Regions from separate parts of the Homo sapiens genome. Here region 2 is linked to region 1. Evidence: chromatin loops called from intact Hi-C (ENCODE). Cell type or tissue: GM12878. All regions are shown on one strand.

Region 1 (4,000 bases):
ATAGTTAGGTCTTCTTGTTGAATTGAACCCTTTACTATGATGTAATGCCCTTCTTTGTCTTTTTTGATCTTTGTTGGTTTAAAATCTATTTTGTCTGAAATTAGGATAGCAATATCTGCTTTTTTCTGTTTCCTATTTGATTTTCCTCCATTTCTTTATTTTGAGCCTATAGGTGTCATTACATGTGAGATGGGTCTCTTGAAGACAGCATTTCATGGGATCTTGCTTTTTCATCCAGCTTGACACTCTGTGCCTTTAAAGTGGGGCATTTAGCCAGTTTACATTCAAGGTTGGTATTGATATGTGTGGATTTGATCCTGTCATTGTGTTGTTAGCTGGTTATTATGCTGGTTTGTTTTTGTGGTTGCTTTATACTGTTACTGGTCTGTGTATTTAAGTGTGTTTTTCTATTAGCTGGTAGTGGTATTTCCTTTCTATACTTAGTGTTCCATTGCTCACTCAACATTTGCTTATTTGAAAAGGAACTTATTTCTCCTTTACTTAGGAAGTTAGTTGGGCCAGATATGAAATCTGTGGTGAGGAATTTTTTTTTCTTTAAGAATGTTGAATATGGCCGGGTGCGGTGGCTCACGCCTGTAATCCCAGCACTTTGGGAGGCCAAGGCGGGCGGATCACGAGGTCAGGAGATTGAGACCATCCTGGCTAACACGGTGAAACCCATCTCTACTAAAAATACCAGAAATTAGCCGGGCGTGGTGGTGGGTGCCTGTAATCCCAGCTACTTGGGAGGCTGAGGCAGGAAAATGGCATGAACCTGGGAGGCAGAACTTGCAGTGAGCCGAGACTGCACCACTGCACTCCAGCGTGGGCGACAGAACGAGACTCCGTTTCAAAAAAAAAAAAAAATTTAATATAAGCTTCCAATCTGTCCTAGCTTATAAGGTTTTAGCTGAGAGGTCTACTGTTAGCCTCATGGGATTCCCTTTGTAGGTGACCTACCTTTTTTCTCTGGCTGCCTTTAACATTCTTTTTTTCCATTTTGACCTTGGAAAATCTGATGATTATGTGTTTTGTGGATGACCTTCTGGTGTAGAATCTTGCAGAGATTCTCTGTATTTCCTGAATTTGACTTTTGGCCTCTCTAGCAAAGTTGGGGAAGTTTTCATGGACAATACAAAAACCAGCCAGCTCAGCCTGGTTAAGAACTCTTGTTGGAGGAGTACTGGTGTGGTGACTTGTAGGACATATGACACTCTGGCCACTTGAGTTACGAGAGGCTTTGCATTGGTTTTTTCTCATCTCTGCATGTGGGTGTTCCTTTAAGTGCAGTGTAGATTAAGTACAGTCAATAGATGTCTTTTCTAAATGTTCTCACAGGGTCGAGGTTTTCTGCAGCGTTTTTATTTGAAGCTGACTTCTTTTAGCAAGTGGGGTTTTTAGCAAGATATTTTTGGTGCTGAGGCTTTGAGGTATGATCCAGTAGGTGGTGCTTAGGTGTATTTGTCAGTTGGTAGATCCTTGCTCGGTTGTGTGGCTTCCCCATGTTTCCTCTCCTTTGCAGCCTTGTTCCCTCTCAGTGCTCTGAAAGTGTGGGCTTTTCTCCCCCTTGAGTTCTGGCTGCAGATCGCAGCTTGGCACTCTTGGGCTGCCCACTGCAGCTCTGGGGAAATCTCAGGGTTTATGTTCCTTCCCTAACTTGGAGATAGCAGAGGAAGAGACCTTAGTAGTGGTGTGGCTAAAGGTCTTTTGCATGTCTCCTGGGGACTCTACCCCAGAGAGATGCAGGTCAGCAGTCGCTCAGTGTAATCAGCTCAGGATAGCGGGTCTGTGCGATGGGCCCAACCTGCAGGTTCCCTGTCTGGTAATGAGTGGGGTTGGAGGGGATCCATGGGAGATGGAGTGACCTCCTCTTCTTGGGTTGACTGCAGCTTGTTGGTGGTGTGGATAAGGCACTTAGGGTCTTTGCTCTTTTGTTTGTTGGAGGGTAGCAAGGGCAGTTCCACTGCAGAGTCAGTGGCATAGAGGCTTTCAGTTACCCCTGGGGGCTCTGTCCAGGAAGTTACAGAGCTGCTATTGGCTCAATAGCCCTAGTCGGGGGTGGCCAGTGAGGAGATATGGGAACAGGCATCCACATAGTCTGGCGACTTTTTTTTTTTTTTTTGAGACGGAATCTCATTCTGTCACCCAGGTTGGAGTGCAGTGGCGTGATCTCAGCTCACTGCAACTTCCGCCTCCCAGGTTCAAGTGATTCTCCTGCCTCAGCCTCCTGAGTAGCTGGGATTACAGGTGCATGCCACCACGCCTGGCCAATTTTTGTATTTTCAGTAGAGATGGAGTTTCACCACGTTGGCCAGGCTGGTCTTGAACTCCTGACCTCAGGTGATCTGCCTGCCTGGGCCTCCCAAACAGTCTGGCCACTTTTTATTTATTTATTTTTATTTTTATTTTATTTTATTTTATTTATTTTTTTGAGATGGAGTCTTGCTCTCTCGCCCAGGCTGGAGTGAAATGGCACAATCTTGGCTCACTGCAACCTCCGCCTCCCAGGTTCAAGCGTTCTCCTGCCTCAGTCTCCTGAGTAGCTGGGATTACAGGTGCCCGCTGCCACGCCTGGCTAATTTTTTGTATTTTTAGTAGAGATGGGGTTTCACCATGTTCCCCAGGCAGGTCTTGAACTCCTGAGCTCAGGCAATCCACCCACCTAGGCCTCCCAAAGTGCTAGGATTACAGGCATGAGCCACCATGCCTGGCCCAGTTTGGCCACTTTTTAATAGGGCTGCTGTGTGGTATGTTGGGGGTCCGCTCCAGTTCCTAGTCAACTTGGGTTTTCCAGTACCTGGAGGGATCAACAGCGAAGGCTGCAAAACCACAAACATGGCTGCCTGCCCCTCCCTCTGGGAGCTCTGTCCCAGGAAGGTATGGACCCATTGCCAGCTCAAATGCACCTGTAGGAGGTAGCTGGAGATCCGGGTTGGGAGGCCCCACACAGTGAAGAGGAACTGGATCAGGGACCCGCTTAAAAAGCAGTCTGGCCATGTTTTTGTATAGCAGCTGTCATCACATTTTTGTATAGCAGCTGTGCTGTGCCAGGGGTCTGATTCAGCCCCTGGTCACCTATGTCTCTCCAAAGCCCAAAGGGCAGGACAGCTAAGTCACCAAAACAGCAAAGTTGGTGGCCCACCCCTCCCTCTGGGAGCTGTCTCAGGGAGGTTTGAAACCTCTGTTGGCCAGTGAACACCACTGAGGGTGGCTGGAGACCCTGGTTTGGGAGGCCCCACCCAGTGAGGAGGAACAGGATCAGGGACCTTCTTTAAAAAGCAGTCTAGTCACGTTTTCATAGAGCAGTTGTGCTGTTCTGGAGATCCACTTCAGCCCCTGGTTACCTTGGTCTTTCCAAAGCCCGAAGGCTGAAAAAGCTAAGTCTGCCACACAGCCAATATGGCAACCCCTACCCCACCCCCCAACCCTAGGAGCTCCAGCTCAGTGAGGTGCAATTGTTGCTACCAGTGGCTGGCTGGAGTTCCGCATCAGCAGGTCTTATCCTGATGTGTTGTGGGAGTAGGGCCTGAAGATGAATGCTACTCATTCCCCTGGATTCAGCCTTTTCCTGAGGGTGTATATGAGGGTCTAACCTCCTGCTTTGCCAGAGTTTCAGCTGCTTTTGCCGGGAAGCTCAGAAAGCCCGAGTATCTAAGGTTCCCACGTCTCTGCATGTGCTCGAGTGGCTGCTCTGCTAAGCCCCCACTTAGCTCTGTGTGTTAGACTAAAGGCCATGGTGGAGTGGGTTCACATGGGGATCTTCTGACTCGAGGGTTGCAAAGATCCACGGGAGAAGCGTGGGTTCCCAGAGTCACACACTCACCCGCTGCTTCCCTGGGCGGGGGAGGTTACCCTGGCTTTGTGTTGCTCCCTGGTGGACCGTCATTCTGCCTTGCTTTTCTCTGTTCTCCGTGGACTGAGTTGTTCTCTTGATTAGTCCCAATGTGAGCACCTGGTTGTTTCAGTTGAATATGTATTTACTCACTACTTTCATTTTTCT
Region 2 (4,000 bases), 70 kb before region 1:
GATAGAGTTGAGATGGATACCTAATCTGTCCAAGCTGTGGTTAAGGATGCCCTCTCTGGACCTCATTTTCTTCAACTGGTGTATTAGACCACTTCCTTTCTTTCTTTTTTTTTTTTTTTTTTCTTCTTTTTGAGACAGAGTCTTGCTCTGTTGCTCAGGATGGAGTGCAGTGGCTTGATCTTGGCTCACTGCAACCTCCGCCTCCCGAGGTCAAGCAATTCTCCTGCCTCAGCCTCCCAAGTAGTGGGGATTACAGGCACCTGCCACCATGTCCGGCTAATTTTTGTGTTTTTAGTAGAGATGGGATTTCACTGTGTTGGCCAGGCTGGTCACAAACTCCTGACCTCAGGTGATCCACCTGCCTCAGCCCCCCAAAGTGCTGGGATTACAGGCATGAGCCACCGTGCCCAGCCTAGACCATTTTCATACTGCTATGAAGAAATGCCTGAGACTGGGTAATTTATAAAGAAAAACAGGTTTAGTGGACTCACAGTCCACATGGTTGGGGAGGCTTCACAATCATGGTGGAAGGTGAAGGAGGAGCAAAGGCATGTCTTATATGGCAGCAGGCAAGAGAGCATGTGCAAGGGAACTGCCCTTTATAAAACCATCAGATTGGCCAGGCACAGTGACTCATGTCTGCAATTCTAGCACTTTGGGAGGCCGACAAGGGTGGATTACTTGAGGTCAGGAGTTCAAAACCACCCTAGCCAACATGGTGAAACCCTCTCCTACTAAAAATACAAAAAAAAAAAAAATAGCTGGGCATGGTGGTGGGCACCTGTAAATCCCAGCTACTCAGGAGGCTGAGGCAGGAGAATTGCTTGAACCTGGGAGGCGGAGGGTGCAGTGAGCTGAGACCATGTCACTGAATTCCAGCCTGGGCAACAGAGCAAGACTCTATCTCAAAAAAAAAAAAAAATCAGATCTTCTGAGACTTATTCACTATAACAAGAACAGCATGGGAAAAACCTACCCCCATGATTCAGTTACCTCCCAATGAGTCCTTCCCATGACACATGGGATTATGGGAGCTACAATTCAAGATGAGATTTGGGTGGGGACACAGCCAAACCGTATCATCTGGTAAATGGGGTTATTAGTACTTCTGCATTTTAGACTGGAGTGGACACATATATGCTAGTTTAAGATTAGATTGAGTTTATAGTATTTAACCACAGCATAAGTTTATCAGAAGTAGAGTGGTCATGAAGAATTGCTAGTAATTTTGTCCTTGAAGAATAGTTTCCTACCATATCTGAGAAGTCAACTATTTTGTTTTCCATTATCCCCTTAGAGTTGAACCTTGCATTATATTCAAGAGCAGTCTTTGCAGTTGATGCTTCCTCTTAAGGGAATGAAGATACAACTTTTCTCAGGGCTTTATGCCAGTCTTCTCATCATCAAGGCCATACCTGATCTTTGGAGGAAATCAGAGTTCAGGAAATTCCTGAACAGTAGCTCTGCCAGCATTCACAAAAACTTATTCCCTCACATATTTATCTCATATAGACTTATTGCAAGGAAGAAGATATTTGAAGCTCCAGATGAATAGTAGGATCTCATTAAATGTGAGTTCCCTCCATTAGTGGCATGTTCCATACATTCTTCTCTGCTTGATGCCAGAAGGTATTGGTGTTGGTCCACTGAAAGATGCACTAGGGTTAGGAAAAAGCCTGCTCTGAGATTGTCTAACCAAATCTATGTTCCTGTCTTGGACTTGAGTAGCTCTTCACTGCATTTCATCTCAGTTTTGTGCTGTTTCTGGGAACAGGATTCCATGGAATAGTTAGCAACCATCTTGTTGTTTGCCTTAGAAGATTATGCAACTGAGTGCCCATGAGATACCAGTCAGGATGTAAATGGAAACAGGAAGGAAAAAGACTGGTGAAGGGCTGTGTCCCAAAGTCTAAGCACAACTGATGGCTTGAGGCCAAGTCAAAAATTAGAGAAAAGGGGAAGTGAGATTTTCAGCAATTAGTCAGTATTTAAGAATAGATAGCTTCCTGCACCATACTGCAAAGATCACTTTTGCAGATTTTCAGGAGGCAGTAAAGAATAGTTAACATTCAGATATGCTCCAATCAGATGATAATAGGGGTAATTTGAGTTTACAGGCTACCAGTTCTTAAATTTAATTCTCAAGTTTCAAAGTACTTTCTAGAAATGTTAGAAATTCTAAATGCAAATTGAAATAGCTTCACCTACTTGAATTTCCCTCAAACTTTTGCAAAGACAATCAAAACAGTAAAAAGGGACATTATCACTTTGATGAATCCTGTGAGAAGTAAATAGTATGTTCTGTGCATATTGAGAGTAGGTGTGAGCATGTCCTGTGTTCTAAACTTAGCACTGCCACTAATTGTGTGATCTTGGGCAAATTGTTTTATTTCATAGAATCTTGGTCTTCTCATTTTTAAGAAAAAGAATTTGTACTAGACAGACTGATTTTCAACCTAGCTCTAACATTCTACATTTCTAATAATTGCTGCCCCAAATATTTGCCTTGTTTACAGCAGGTATCCTTGCATATTTTGGAATGCTAATGATAAAACATTGCTGTTCCTATTTCTTCTAGGAATTTTTTTTAAAAAATGTATCCATTATAACTCATTATTGGTTGACTGCAGGTAGACCCAGACAGGTCAACCCACTATCATTTTGCAGGTAGGAAGCCAGGTATTTTGTGACTACTAAATTAGAGGACTTAAAATGGTAAATATTAGAATATTATCTCCACCAAGTTTCCATATCTCTTTGGACATTTATTTCTATATTCTATATTAGGGATAATAATAATTTGATCAATTAGGTTACAGTGAAGAGTAAATATTTTAAGGACCCTCTAGGCACATTCTAAGAGGTAGAAACATAACTGAAACTCAGCTCTTCTGATTGTAAAAGCTAACTGGGAAAAGAGCTAACTATAAAATACCTAAATGCTTCTGAGTCTCAGTTTCCTCATTTGTAAGTGGGTATTCCAAAAATTATTTTCTTTTCTTTTTTTTATTTGTAAGTATTTTTTTAATTTCAGTAGTTTTTGGGGTACTCGTGGTTTTTGATTACATGGATGAATTGTATAGTGATGAAGTCTGAGATTTTAGTGTACCCATCACCTGAGTAGTGTATATTGTGCCCAATATGTCATTTTTTATTCCTCACTTCCCCTTCCGCCCTCCCTTTTCTGAGTTTCCAGTGTCCATTATGTCACTCTGTATGCCTTTATGTACCCATAGCTTAGCTCCTGCTTATTAAATGAGAACATATGGTAATTGGTTTTCCATTCCCGAGTTACTTCACTGAAAATAATGGCTTCCAGCAACATCCAAGTTGCTGCAAAGGACATTATTTTGTTCTTTTTTATGGCTGAGTAGTATTCTATGATGTACATATACCACATTTTCTTTATACACTCAATCGTTGATGGGCATGTAGGTTGGTTTCATATCTTTGCAATTGTGAATTGTGATACCTAGTAGTGGGTTCCTGGATTGAATGGTAGATCTACTTTTAGTTCTTTAAAAAATCTCCATACTGGCCGGGTGCAGTGGCTCATGCCTGTAATCCCAGCACTTTGGGAGGCCAAGGCGGGTGGATCACGAGGGCAGGAGATCCAGACTGTCCTGGCTAACACGGTGAAATCCCATCTCCACTAAAAATACAAAAAAAAATTAGCCGGGTGTGGTGGTGGCGCCTGTAGTCCCAACTACACAGGAGGCTGAGGCAGGAGAATGACGTGAACCCCGGAGACCGAGCTCGCAGTGATCTGAGATCGCACCACTGCACTCCAGCCTGGGTGACAGTGCGCGACTCCATCTAAAAAAAAGAAATAAATAAAATAAAAAATAAAAAATCTCCATACTGTTTTCCCAAGAGGCTGTACTAATTTACATTCCCATAAGCAGTGTATAAACGTTTCCTTTTCACCACATCCACGCCAATGTCTATTATATTTTCACTTTTGAAATTTTCTTTCTTTTTTTTTTTTTTTTTTGTTTTT

What was found. Peaks named below come from ENCODE experiments on the same cell type or tissue, not always from the same donor. Only the 100,000 strongest peaks of a DNase experiment are listed, where the experiment ranks them.
Region 2: it touches region 1 in a loop (1.8-fold over the local background); 1 of 110 quality-filtered maps calls a loop at or near these places.

What each region holds. Positions count from the first base shown.
Region 1 is chr10:106,864,155-106,868,154 of GRCh38, reverse strand. The region is part of intron 2 of SORCS1 (sortilin related VPS10 domain containing receptor 1); the gene reads left to right. Among named protein-coding and RNA genes, the nearest start is that of SORCS1, 300 kb to the left of the region's middle. In GM12878, a CTCF peak has its summit at 1,576; a DNase peak (open chromatin) is centred at 1,574; H3K27ac peaks cover 325 bases.
Region 2 is chr10:106,934,095-106,938,094 of GRCh38, reverse strand. The region is part of intron 2 of SORCS1 (sortilin related VPS10 domain containing receptor 1); the gene reads left to right. Among named protein-coding and RNA genes, the nearest start is that of SORCS1, 230 kb to the left of the region's middle. In GM12878, no CTCF peak of the experiment used is centred here; a DNase peak (open chromatin) is centred at 1,914; H3K27ac peaks cover 2,542 bases.